Linked DNA regions of Homo sapiens: regions 1 and 3 are each linked to region 2. Evidence: chromatin contacts called from ENCODE Hi-C or POLR2A ChIA-PET data. All regions are on one chromosome and are shown on one strand. The core of a region is the stretch at or near the end of the contact, and the rest is flanking DNA. Distances in the headings are between cores, read along the strand shown.

Region 1 (4,237 bases), core at 574-3,073, 39 kb after region 2:
TCCATAACCCAAATCAATGTCTGTGTTCAACCTTCATCCCGCGTGGCTGGTGAAACAATTATCTTTAGAGCTAATTGTGTATTAGAATTCCTACTTCTTGCTCACCCCTAGAGTTAGGCCACGGGGCCAAAACATTGGCAATGAAGGTGTCTTCTGGTCCTTGGTCATCAGTTTGCAAGTTACTATGGCCCCTATCTGCATGACTCCATCAGGCCAACCCTTTCAAAGCCCTCTGCTGCTTCTGTGCCACCCTCAGAAGAATCTTTGCTGAAGTGGCCTGTGGTCCTGTCTTGACTAAAGGTTGCAAATCATTGGCATAAAAATCTACATCTGGCCTGCAGATGTGTTTTGTTTGGCTCACTCTATGTTTTAAAATCATTTAAGCCAACTCTTAAAAGTCAGGAGAGTTCACTAAAAATATCAACATTTCTGCCTTCTCTTGAAAATAAGAATATCTAGCAATAATGGACCACCTCTTCATGTGTCAACAACCACAAAAGCTGAGAAGTGGGTGCCTGTTTACCTCTCTTGTTTGCTACAGACCCATCCAACCTCATTATCTCCCCAAAGCTGAGGCAGGGAGCCAGTTGATATTGACATTGTTATAATCATTGCAAGATTTTTTTTTTAACACCAGGCCCTTTTCAACTGTTTATATTACCTGACTTTAATTTACCATAGTAGGTGTTTGAGATTCCTGGTGCAGGTATACCATGCAGCCACTCTTTTTACTGCCTCCCCAGGGTCACCCAGTATATTGGATGCTATGGACTAAATGTTTGTGTCTCACAGAAATTCATATGTTGACATTCTAACCCTGAATTTGATGGTATTAGGAAGTAGGGCTTCTGGGAGGTAATTAAGTCATGAAAATGGAGACCTCATAATGGGATTGGTACCCTTATAAGAAGAGACATGAGAGAGTTGCTCTCTCTCTTCTCTGCCATGTGAGGACACAATGAGAAGATGGCCATCTGCAAATCAGGAAGGGGCCCTCACTAGACAGTGTATATGCTGACACCTTTATCCTCAGCTTCCCAGCCTTCAGATGTGAGAAATCAGTATGTATTGTCTAAGCCACCCAGTCTATGGTAATTTTGTATAGCAGCCTGAACTGACTGAATCACTGGACATAGTCCTTTCTGCTTCCCTCTCCCCGACAGTGGTTATCTCTTGCTAGTCTATGAAAGATCCTTCTCCCTCCTTTTTCTTCTTTTTAACTAAGCCATTTTACTTTCATTAGAAACGTTTTTTAATCCCTAAGGTTTAACATTTTGAAAACCAAAAGCAGGAAATGACTTTTTCTCAGATAGCATGGCCTTTTGCCCTTCCACAGACCTCACTTGAGAATGAAAGCAGATTCAGAAAATCTGAGAGAAAATATTATAGAGAGAGACAACATTGGTTAATTTCTCAAAATATTTGGCCACAAGAGTGAGTTTGTTTTCAGGTATCTAATTATAGGACCTATCAGTTGACACAAATAACCCCTCATAAGCTATCACTACCACATTACATCTTTCATCTGGAGCCAAAAAACAATCTGTTCAGCAGTTAATATTCCTTGTACCTGTAATAATAAGTTTGCTGGGCTGTTAATGCTGGTAGAATGTGTAGTTATATAACTAAATGTCAAGGTCTCCCTGAAATAGGGAGGGGGTGCTTCAAGTCAAACCCTAGTGAGTAACTTGCTCATACTACCAAAGGAAGCTGAGTCACTGGGTAACACTTCCTATCTTGAGTATGTGTCTGAGAGAGCAGATCTAGCTGGCAGGATAGAACTCTGAAGAGGCCAAGAATCCAGGCAGGGAAAGGGCTGTGCCCAGTGAACTCTCAGGTTAAAGAGGACTTCAGGAGGCCAACAAAAAATACTTCATTCCTGGGGTTCACAATAAAATAATAGGCAGAGCATTTAGCCAAGCACACTGTAGAGGAACAGAGGACTCTAGAGACTGCACTTGGAGTGAACTTTGAGCATTTACAGATGGGAAGGCTGAGGGCTCTGTAAATAGTCATAAAGGCCCAGAAACAAAGAAGCTGCATCCCAGTACAGAATGTCATCAGGTCACAGAAAGGAATCTGCTGGGCTGAGAGTAAAAACAAGAATTTCAGGCCAGAGTGGAGATAGTCACTTAGCTCCTAGCTAGGCTTAGTAGGGGGGACCTTAATACTGGAAATTGTTATCTAGAACTCTAACTAAATGACGTTAATAGCTCTTACTCCAGCATTTGGCTTCCATGATTCTCCCTAAGTCCTTTGGTAAATTTCACTAATTTACATAAATAAATAAATAAATAAATAAATAAATACTTCCTCCCAGATACCTAGAGTGAGACTTCTACTCTACTTGACTTTATCAATGAACATCCTAACCTTCTTTTGAATCCTACCTCAGCAGAGTCCAGTTCTGTTTGCCCATGCCACAAGTAACATATGTTGCTCAAGGGGTCAGAGTGCAAATCTTCACTAAGTCTTTAGTCAAATCACTGTTCTTCCGACTGGCTTCCTTACTAGTAAACCCTGGGCGATAACCAGAAATCACTCAAAATATTAATTATTCAATTATCAGGCTCTGGCTAATAAGTACCATTCTCGTGTGAATTCAATTGACACAGAAGCAAGCAAGATTTTAAAACAATTTACAGTGCCTGGGAGAGAAAAGAAATTGTGTCAAAGACAAAATAGTGGGAAACTAATAGCAAGAAAGCCATTACATGCCTTCAAGACTGATACTCCCATGGGAACGTCAGGTTTAGCAAATTTATGGGTTGTTAAAATATTGCAGTAATTCTGTACTGGCTGATAATAGTCTAAGAGCAATGGTATTAAAAAGCAGTAGAAATTAATAAATCAACCGATCAATACCAATTATAACAGCATGCCCATTGTAATTCCAAGACATTTTCCCCTTTGGGTACTGAAGCTGAGATTGAAGATAGTGGCCAGATATAAATCTCCCGTTGATTATTTGAAAAGATAATGGGGGTGCATGGCACAGCATACTAAGGAAGACCTATTTGTTCAACCCTTGAAGAGATGCCTCACTGCCCAAGGAGTGACACACATGTTTTCAGGTTTAGTTATTAACTGAGGACATAAACAGTTGCTTGTGTGGCATGTATTCCCTAACAGCGTTTTAGCCTTCCTTCACGTGGGTTTGGGGAGCTCAGTTTATCAGACAGTTTACCCCCGGTGGAACACATAAATCTCTAGATAGGGGGAAGTCTGTAGGTATGCATATCCTGAAGACTCCCATTGACATCTAGATTAGTAGACTCTTCAGCAAGCAACCTATCCTCACGAATGGTCCCTGGCCACAGGAACGTCACATGAGACTGTCCATCCTCTTTGGGTCAGCCTGCTCTGAGTCTGAGCCTCAGCGGATGCCCTGACTGAGCCCTTGTCTATCCTAGTCCATCTTTTATACTTTATATTTCTTTCTTTTCTCCCTTTTTTATTTTTTTCCACTTTTGACTTTGCCCCATGTATCAGCTAGACTGCAATCAGCTGGAGCCTTGCCACTCTGTAGAATGAAACAAGGTCCTGGCAAAGCATTGGCTTTGGCAATCAGGATGAGAAAAATCCAGCCCACCTCATCTCCTATTTTTATGCCACTCTGGCCTCCTCCTCTCTCTCCCTTGTCCTCTGGTTCAAATGTTCCCAGCACCAGTTCTTGGCATACAGAGAGCATCTAGATGGTACGGTAAATATCATTGTAGTTCATGGTGAAAGAGTCACCGAGAGGCCAAGAAGGCAGTGAGGAAAACAGAAAGCTGAGAAGTAGGGCAGCGTGTGAACCCACCCTCTTAGGTGCCTGGCAGGATTCCCAGTAATGAATGACTATAAATTCCATGAAGAAATCATTGGAAGAGATACAGTCAAAACAAAGCTCAGATAGAAGCTAGAGTCACATCAGAATTGAAAATTATTGGAATAATTTGATCAATGACTTTAGCTGCAACTTGTATCACTTGTTACACAGTTTTATAATTTATAGAATTTAAACCTGTGCTTTCCAATATGGTAGCTGCTAGCCAGATGTGGCTATATAAATTTAAATTATCTAAAATAAAAAATTCAATCACTCAGTTGCATGTCACGTTTCAAGTACTCAATAGACACATGTGGCTAGTAGCTACCATATTGAACTGCATGGACAGAATACTTCCAGCATTCCTGAAACTCCTGTTGAATAGTGCCAGTTTAGAGAATAAAAATGATATCCTTTTTCCTGTTT
Region 2 (4,240 bases), core at 33-2,532:
GAGGTCCCCCGATCCGAGTCATGGCACCAAATTTCATGCACGTCCGTGTGAAGAGACCACCAAACAGGCTTTGTGTGAGCAATAAAGCTGTTCATTTCACCTGGGTGCAGGCGGGCTGAGTCCGAAAAGAGAGTCAGCGAAGGGAGATGGGTTGGGGCCGTTTTATAAGATTTGGGTAGGTAAAGGAAAATTATAGTCAAAGGGGTTGTTCTCTGGTGGGCAGGAGTGGGGGTCACAAGGTGCTCAGTAGGGGAGCTTTTGAGCCAGGATGAGCCAGGAGAAGGAATTTCACAAGATAATGTCATCCATTAAGCCAGGAACAGGCCATTTTCACTTCTTTTGTGGTGGAATGTCATCAGTTAAGGCAGGAACTGGCCATCTGGATGTGTACATGCAGGTTACGGGGGATATGATGGCTTAGCTTAGGCTCAGAGGCCTGACACCTACTGTTCCATATTCAGATGCTGATCTGTTCTTTATATGAAGTTGCTCCCAGGGTGTCAAAGTAAGGGAACCAGCTCCTGTAAAACTCAATCTGCAGATGATTCTCAAACACAAAACCCTTGCAAGTCTTCCTCTGCCAGCTCAGAGACAGTTACAGTTTCAGGAGAGCCATGTAGGATGATTCTTTGGTTTATCAGAAAATAGTTAAGCCATTTGTATTGATAGAGCAGGCATCATGCCAGTTGAAACATTCTTACACAACCCAGCCACTCTGGATGATTTGTACATCTTGGATCCAGGCACAATAAGCAGCTTAACTTGGAGCTGAGAAATGAAAACAAAGGATGTGGTCTCGCTGTGGCTCCCTGACCTCAGGGATCTGTATGGTTTCCATGATTATAAATTATCTAAGAAGAAGTTGAGTTCTAGGTCCAGAGAAATTATTCCGAGCAGCAGGAATATACTGACTAAACTGATGCACCAAAATGTCAGATAGTTCCTCTGGTTTTGTTTCTTTTTAAATGTTGTTGTTGTTAGGGTTATTTTTCCCTCCACAAGTCACTTTTTGGCTTGGCAAAAATGAACTGCAGACTGTAGAATATCAAGGAAGTGAGATCTGAGTCTTCCAGCTGTGTTGCTTTAAAGGATTCAATTAGAGCACAAATGAGCTCCACGCACATATTTGGGCAGTGCAAAGTTCACTCTCAGGGGGTGGGACCTTGCTAAAAGAACTCATTCTGCTTTGGCTGATAAGAAAATGTGCTTCCTGTTTCTCTTCAAGGACAAGAAACTTAAAGTAAAATTTTAGCCAGCATCAGAGAGCTATGACACTTTCACTTCCTAACTTGAGACTTAGGACTTGCTGTTTGAAAAGCTACATTTGAGAGAAAGAGCTCGAATCTTTGGCTTCTTCCATCTTGCTATGAAGAAAAGGAAAGAGATTTGTGGTCTCCATTCTCTCCCTGACACCAGACTAAAAGATTCCTTGGAATAATCAGAACTGAGAAATATATTATACTTTATTCACTTAACCCTAGATCAATTATATTACCTCTTTTCTTTCTTTCTTTCTTTCTTTCTTTCTTTCTTTCTTTCTTTCTTTCTTTCTTTCTCTCTCTTTCTTTCTTCTTTCTCTTAGTATTTTTTAAATAATTTATTATTATTATTATAATTTGAAACAGGGTCTCACTTTGTCACCCAGGCTGGAGTGCAGTGCCATAAGCCTAGCTCACTGTACCCTCAACCCTCTGGGATCAAGCAATCCTCCCACCTCCACCTCAGCCTCCTGAGTAGATGAGTAGCTGGGACTACACATGTGTGCCACCACACCCAGCTAATTTGTAAAAATTTTGTAGAGACAGGGTCACACTGTGTTGCTCAAGCTGGTCTCAAACTCCTGGAATCAAGCAATCCCCCCACCTCAGCCTCCCAAAGTGCTGGAATTACAAACATAAGCCACTGTACCTGGTCTGTGTTACCATTTTCATAGTAAAATATTTTTACCACAAAGCTAATTTATCACTAAATATACTCTGTTCTCTTATAATGAACATGTGTCATTCTTTTTGTATGCCCAGCATACATCTTGCTTTTTTTGTGTAAGGAATTTTCTACCTTATGAGTGTGGGTGGGAAACAGTGACCTCTTCTTGTAAATTTGTTTGAGTTCATTGTAGATTCTGGATATTAGCCCTTTGTCAGATGAGTAGGTTGCGAAAATTTTCTCCCATGTTGTAGGTTGCCTGTTCACTCTGATGGTAGTTTCTTTTGCTGTGCAGAAGCTCTTTAGTTTAATTAGATCCCATTTGTCAATTTTGTCTTTTGTTGCCATTGCTTTTGGTGTTTTGGACATGAAGTCCTTGCCCACGCCTATGTCCTGAATGGTAATGCCTAGGTTTTCTTCTAGGGTTTTTATGGTTTTAGGTTTAACGTTTAAATCTTTAATCCATCTTGAATTGATTTTTGTATAAGGTGTAAGGAAGGGATCCAGTTTCAGCTTTCTACATATGGCTAGCCAGTTTTCCCAGCACCATTTATTAAATAGGGAATCCTTTCCCCATTGCTTGTTTTTCTCAGGTTTGTCAAAGATCAGATAGTTGTAGATATGCGGCATTATTTCTGAGGGCTCTGTTCTGTTCCATTGATCTATATCTCTGTTTTGGTACCAGTACCATGCTGTTTGGGAAAAAAACAAACAACCCCATCAAAAAGTGGGCGAAGGACATGAACAGACACTTCTCAAAAGAAGACATTTATGCAGCCAAAAAACACATGAAGAAATGCTCATCATCACTGGCCATCAGAGAAATGCAAATCAAAACCACTATGAGATATCATCTCACACCAGTTAGAATGGCAATCATTAAAAAGTCAGGAAACAACAGGTGCTGGAGAGGATGCGGAGAAATAGGAACACTTTTACACTGTTGGTGGGACTGTAAACTAGTTCAACCATTGTGGAAGTCAGTGTGGCGATTCCTCAGGGATCTAGAACTAGAAATACCATTTGACCCAGCCATCCCATTACTGGGTATATACCCAAATGAGTATAAATCATGCTGCTATAAAGACACATGCACACGTATGTTTATTGCGGCACTATTCACAATAGCAAAGACTTGGAACCAACCCAAATGTCCAACAATGATAGACTGGATGAAGAAAATGTGGCACATATACACCATGGAATACTATGCAGCCATAAAAAATGATGAGTTCATATCCTTTGTAGGGACATGGATGAAATTGGAAACCATCATTCTCAGTAAACTATTGCAAGAACAAAAAACCAAACACCGCATATTCTCACTCATAGGTGGGAATTGAACAATGAGATCACATGGACACAGGAAGGGGAATATCACACTCTGGGGACTGTGGTGGGGTCGGGGGAGGGGGGAGGGATAGCATTGGGAGATATACCTAATGCTAGATGACACATTAGTGGGTGCAGCGCACCAGCATGGCACATGTATACATATGTAACTAACCTGCACAATGTGCACATGTACCCTAAAACTTAGAGTATAATAAAAAAAAAAAAAAAAAAAAAAAAAAAAAAAAAAAAACAGTGACCTCTTTCCATAAAAAGTCTAGGAAAATTGCTTGAAGAGAGGACACAGGCATGTGTCTTTGGTTTTGCCAATTAGATGCTCTCTTGGAGGATGTGGATTTGAGAACTGATGATGCAAAGACCTATCCTTTGGGTTAGGGTGGCAAGAGCTCTAGTCAGCATCTGGCACTATGAGTATCTGCAGTATAAGCCTCAAAATCTGTGCCTGGAAACAGTGACATCAGTGTCTCTATAAGACCAGCCCTACTAGGCTTTATGTTGGGCAATACAAAGTTGGACTTGGTTCTTGGTGAAAGTCTCCAAGCCAATTATCTGGCCCACTTGGGAATAAATGATAATTCTGCTTAAATAAACCAAATTTCTGTTGCTTGCAACAAAAACCCTGACTGATTCACTCTGTCAGCTTAATTTCCTTCCCTGGCTTCTCTTTTCCCCTCTTCCTTTCCCTTCTTTCCTCTTCCTGCTTCTTTTTCCTTTCCTCCCTCTTCCTTCTCCCCCTTTTCCTTTCCTATTTCCCTTTGCTTTCTTCCTCCTCCTCCTCTTCCTCTTCTTTCACTCTCTTCTCCTCCTTCTCCCCATCTCTCTCCTTCCCTCCTCATTCTTTTTTTCTCCTTCTAATCCTTGTCTTAGTTCTTCTCTCTCCATTCTCCTTACTTTCACTCTCTCCTCCACATTATTTTAGTTCTATTTTCAAGTATTGACACTCCTACCCTGAAAGAAATAA
Region 3 (4,651 bases), core at 1,702-4,201, 61 kb before region 2:
TTGAAGATGTAACAGCAATAAGACATAGGTCTTACTTCAAGGAACTCATATATCAGTAGAAGATATGTACTGTATAATAATGTGATCAGTCAATGGTATTTTAAAGCAGTAATAATACTTCATACATATAAATATGAAGTATTTTATAAGTATTAACACACTTAATGCTAACAACAATTTTGTAAATGAGAAAATTGAGGCATAAAGAGAGGTTAAATAATCTGCTCCATTTATGTAACTAGTTTTTGGCAGAGCTAGTATTTGAACCAGGCAGTCTGTAGATTCAGAGCCTGCATTCTCATGCCACACCGTACTGCCTCAGAACTCACCGCAACTTCTCAGTTTTTGTTTTTTTTTTAATTTTGTTCATGAGATGATTTATTTCTTTTTACACATATATCACCAAAATTAGAAAGTAAGATTTGCAGGTTATTTTACATCAGGACAGTAAATCCATTTTTGACTTCTGAGAGATTTTTCATGCAGAAGTTTGAAGATTGTAAATGCCTTTACAAATATATAACATTATTAAAACATTTTTATTTTATGAATATGAAATATTTTAGAAGTAACGAGACAGCCAAATATAAAGGAGTCACTGGAGAACCCCCAACTGGCCTGTGTGCTGGGAGGAATGCACACTGGGGTGGAGCCTCAGGAAGTTCACTCTGTTTGCCCTGGGGAGGAGCCTGGCCCCTCTTCTTCCTGGGTGGAACCTGGAATTCAATCTGTGACGCGGGAAGCATATACTAGCAGGACTCTCACTCTGCTGAGGGTCCCTCTTTCCCCTTTTTTCCTTTTTTCCAATAAATTCCATTTTTCTCACCCTTCAAAGTGTCTGCAGGCCTAATACTACATAGCTGTATGGCAAGGACCCCATCTTTAGCTGAACTAGGGAGAAAGTCCTACCACAGTACAAACATCTGATATAACATACACGTGCATTTCTGAAAAGCTTGCATTAAGCTACATTGCACACTTCAAGTTACAAAGTTAATGGGGGAAAAAATAGAATTAGCATAGACCACTCAAAACTTAATGCACTTGATGACCAGAGCATTAACAACAATAACAAATCCTACTCAATAACAATTTATCACAGTTTTTAAAAAATGTTAAAATCATAATAAAGAAAGCAATACTACAGTAACTAATATGACTTTATTCCAAATACAAATGAAAGTAGGCTATCAGAATGAGGTAAAAGAAAGACTGCTGAATTACAGAAAAAAGCACAACACCATCAGAAGTTACAGGTGTAGCATTTTATGTAATAAGTAGATGCAAGTTTCACACATACCACAGCAAAGATATGGCTGGTGATTTTGGATCATTATCTTGTCATTGTTTCTTTTGCACATGATCAACCTCCTGGGAAGATAGGATGAATGGACATGGTGTACAGTACTGTATTCTTCTAAGGTTTGCTGTATGCAGCTTTGTTAGCATATTTTGCACTCTGCTGCAGTGTAAATGCTGGCAGTGCAAAATGCAGGGGGAAAATCCCTTAGGAGCCTTCTCATCACCCAAGTTATGTTCACATCATTCCCTCTTTAACAATCTTATTTCCATTTACATTACAGAACATGCTCTGTAGCAAAATAAACTATATTTGGAATGGATTACAGTGAAGGAGAACATCAACAATTTTATCACTAGATTATTTCTTATTTCAGGTTCCTTTCTCCTTTTCTGTCAAACACACTTAAAAGCTAAACATGCAAAATGCTTTTCTAGGTTAAGTTCAATTATAGTTAGTAGTATAGGTGTCACTGCATAGAAACTACTGCTTTCCAGACAGAGGCAGAAGGATCGCTTGAGCCCAGGCCTTCGAGACCAGTCTGGGCAACATGGCAAGACTGTGTCTTTACAAAAAAAAATTTTTTTAATTAGCCAGGCATGAGGTGGGAGGATTGCTTGAACCAGGGAAGTTGAGGCTGCAGTGAGCCCTGATCATACCACTACACTCCAGCCTGGGTGACAGAGCAAGGCCATGTCTCAAAAAACTAAAATAAAATAAAAATAAAGAAACTATTGCTCGCATTTCCAAGCAACAAGTATCCAAGAGGTCATTCACACATGTTCCTTTGCAATTTCAGCATGAGTGCAAATATTTTTCTTCTTTCATCTCTATCAACATTAATACAAAATTTAAAATAAAATGGGATAACTATTATAGCCCTCATTCGCAACAGCCATAATTTAGGACTGAGGGATTAACTAAAGTTCGGTATCACTTAAAAGAGCAAAACAAAAATAGAAAACAGCAGTTTTCCTAGTCATAATAAAAAAAGTTTTTGTCCAATTTACAAAAAGTTCCTGCTAATTAAAACCTACTAACACAGTCACAGTTCATATACTATCAAAGTTGTTATTTGAGTAGTCAATTAACTATCCCCAAAGCACCACAACCAGATAAAACAATTTATTTTCTTGTAGTGTTGTCCTAATTTGGTCTTAACGAGGAGTTGAGCTTGTCTTGTATGTTTGTTCCTTGAGTTGCTGAAGGCTTGATTTACTTGTCCCAGTAAAAGTCTCTGCTTGTTCCCCTCCTTCTCTGAACAAAGACTGATTTTCATATGAAAAGAGTTAGTGAATGTTTTCCCTTAGGCACTGGGGCTAGCTTTTCCCAGAGAAGTAGGCTGTTGCATTGCTTTTGTCATCTTTGATCACAGAAAAGTTTTCAAAGGGCAGCATAAACAATGATAGTCAAGTTGGTCTCTGCTTTCATGAAGAAGGTGATGGAAGTGAATTTTAAACAATTTTAGCAACAAATGTTTGCTGGCACATGAATCTGGATTTACAGTAATTAGAGATATCTGAATTTTCACAAAATAGTCTAGGCATACTTTTTCTTTGGTCTACCAAGACTTGACACTCATTGTTGCTTTGGTTTTCCCTGGTACAGCTGATAACATCAAACACTTAAAATTAGCACTGCAGAATGCAGCTCCAAGCAGCAGCTTCCGGTCGAGTGATTTTATCAATGGTTACAAGAGTAACAGAACTCCAGAGCCGGGATTCTGTCTTGGCTTGTAAAATATCTTTCAGTTCTACCTTTAATATGTTTTTAAGTAGAAAGTAACTTAGTATCATTATGTTACTAAATCCCAGAATCTTTTTTGGAAGGGAGCAAAGGATTTTGAAACACTGAAGATACGGTGACAAAATGGAGACGTGCAAAATTATATTCTTCTATTGACATTCACTGTAACTCTTCAGTGGTACATATATATTAATAACAAATTTCAGGCATTCTAAACAACTGTTGAGGATCTGTTTGTGAACATTTTCCATGTGAGAGAATTCTTTACTCCCCCTAATAAAGCCCTATCTCATGATTTATGCATCAGTTCTCACAGCCTGGCTGCACAAAAGTTTAATTCCAGAGTGCAGGGAAGCTGAAATGAGGAAGTTGAAGAGACTGAGAGCTTTCTTGGGAGTGCCTAGCTACTTCTTCCCTGAAGATCCGTACCCGGAAGCCTGGAGAAACATAGCTGATCCAGGAGAAAATGTGAACCTGCATCCTACGGCTCTAAATTCATTTCCAGACCCCCGCCCTCCAAACTCTGTTCCCAGCAAGTGACCTGACATTTTGCATCAGGCCGAAGAGCAGACAGTTGCTAGGGGGCTGGCTATGGGGCAGCCATAAAGAAAATAAGCTAAAAAATAAATAAATAAACTTTGAGAATTCTTCTTTAAAATATAGCATTCTAGAACACTTTAGGTTTTCTCAAAAAAATGATTTACAAGTTAATGTTCAAATACATTAATCCAGAACTTTCAATTACAAGACGAGTAAGTCCTGGGGATCTAACATACAGCATGGTGAATATAGTTACTAATACCGTATTGTTTACTTGAAATTTGCTGAGAATAGAACTTGTGTCCTCATTCCTTCCTTGCCATGCATACAAAATGTTAACTATGTGAGGTGATGAATGTGTTAATTAATCTGATAATTAACAGCAATTAGTTAATTGTAATTAATTGTAATTAGATACATTTCACAATGTATATGTATATCAAACCATCACATTGTATACCTTGAATTTATACGGTTTGTGTTAACTTACCTCAATAAAGCCAGAAAAAAAGTTAAAATTTTCCCCCAAATTAATTCAAGAATGAAGATATTTGATTATATAACACTTGCATGAAATAGGAGTACCAGAAAGCATGATAATGGGAAAAGGCAGCAAATGTGAAAACCACCTTTTCCTGATGTAGTTCTGACTTTGCTCAGGGCTCATCCCAGATGGTTACCTTGTGCATATGCTATATTCTAATTAAAACCCAAAGGAACATATTCAGAAAAAGAATGACTCATCTTAAAATTTTTCATTTAAATTTTATTCATTGAAATGTTTTCATTTAAATTTCATTTTAAAATTTTACTGAATTAAGATAGAATTTGAAATCCCTAAAATAATTAACTATTACTAAGTATGTAGAAGGCCCTTAAATTCCATCTAACTTCTTTTGGTTCTGATATGATTCCCTGCATTTGTTTCGTTTGCATTCCTTTCCCTTTGGATTTGAATGGGAAATTGATTATTAAAATTATATTGCTATATATTAAAATATTGAAATGAAAATTAAGATTTGAAAATAATATTTAAAAGAAGTTAACCTTTTTGCATTAGGCCAG

Evidence for each region. A loop is a pair of places that touch in the nucleus more often than their neighbours do. ChIA-PET counts read pairs that join two places held with the same protein, here RNA polymerase II (POLR2A). Pooled maps may share reads with other maps.
Region 1: a map of heart left ventricle shows a loop between it and region 2 (5-fold over the local background). The contact joins two enhancer-like sites. A Hi-C loop is called at or near these places in 1 of 168 maps with a recorded cell type or tissue (heart left ventricle), 2 of 37 single-sample maps with no recorded cell type and 1 of 50 pooled maps.
Region 3: a pooled map shows a loop between it and region 2 (2.3-fold over the local background). The contact joins two enhancer-like sites. A Hi-C loop is called at or near these places in 3 of 168 maps with a recorded cell type or tissue (dorsolateral prefrontal cortex and heart right ventricle) and 4 of 50 pooled maps. POLR2A ChIA-PET finds 5 or more read pairs at or near these places in 1 of 52 experiments (activated CD4-positive, alpha-beta T cell).

The regions. Positions count from the first base shown.
Region 1 is chr3:152,554,662-152,558,898 of GRCh38, reverse strand. No RefSeq gene overlaps it. Among named protein-coding and RNA genes, the nearest start is that of P2RY1, 280 kb to the left of the region's middle. Within about 2 kb of position 1,823, at least 6 of the 41 ENCODE cell types and tissues checked have a DNase peak (open chromatin) inside an H3K27ac peak, as active enhancers do.
Region 2 is chr3:152,593,218-152,597,457 of GRCh38, reverse strand. No RefSeq gene overlaps it. Among named protein-coding and RNA genes, the nearest start is that of P2RY1, 240 kb to the left of the region's middle. RefSeq lists enhancers at 1-622, 986-1,085. Within about 2 kb of position 1,282, at least 18 of the 41 ENCODE cell types and tissues checked have a DNase peak (open chromatin) inside an H3K27ac peak, as active enhancers do.
Region 3 is chr3:152,655,189-152,659,839 of GRCh38, reverse strand. The region is part of intron 2 of LOC102724289 (a long non-coding RNA gene); the gene reads right to left. Among named protein-coding and RNA genes, the nearest start is that of P2RY1, 180 kb to the left of the region's middle. Within about 2 kb of position 2,951, at least 3 of the 41 ENCODE cell types and tissues checked have a DNase peak (open chromatin) inside an H3K27ac peak, as active enhancers do.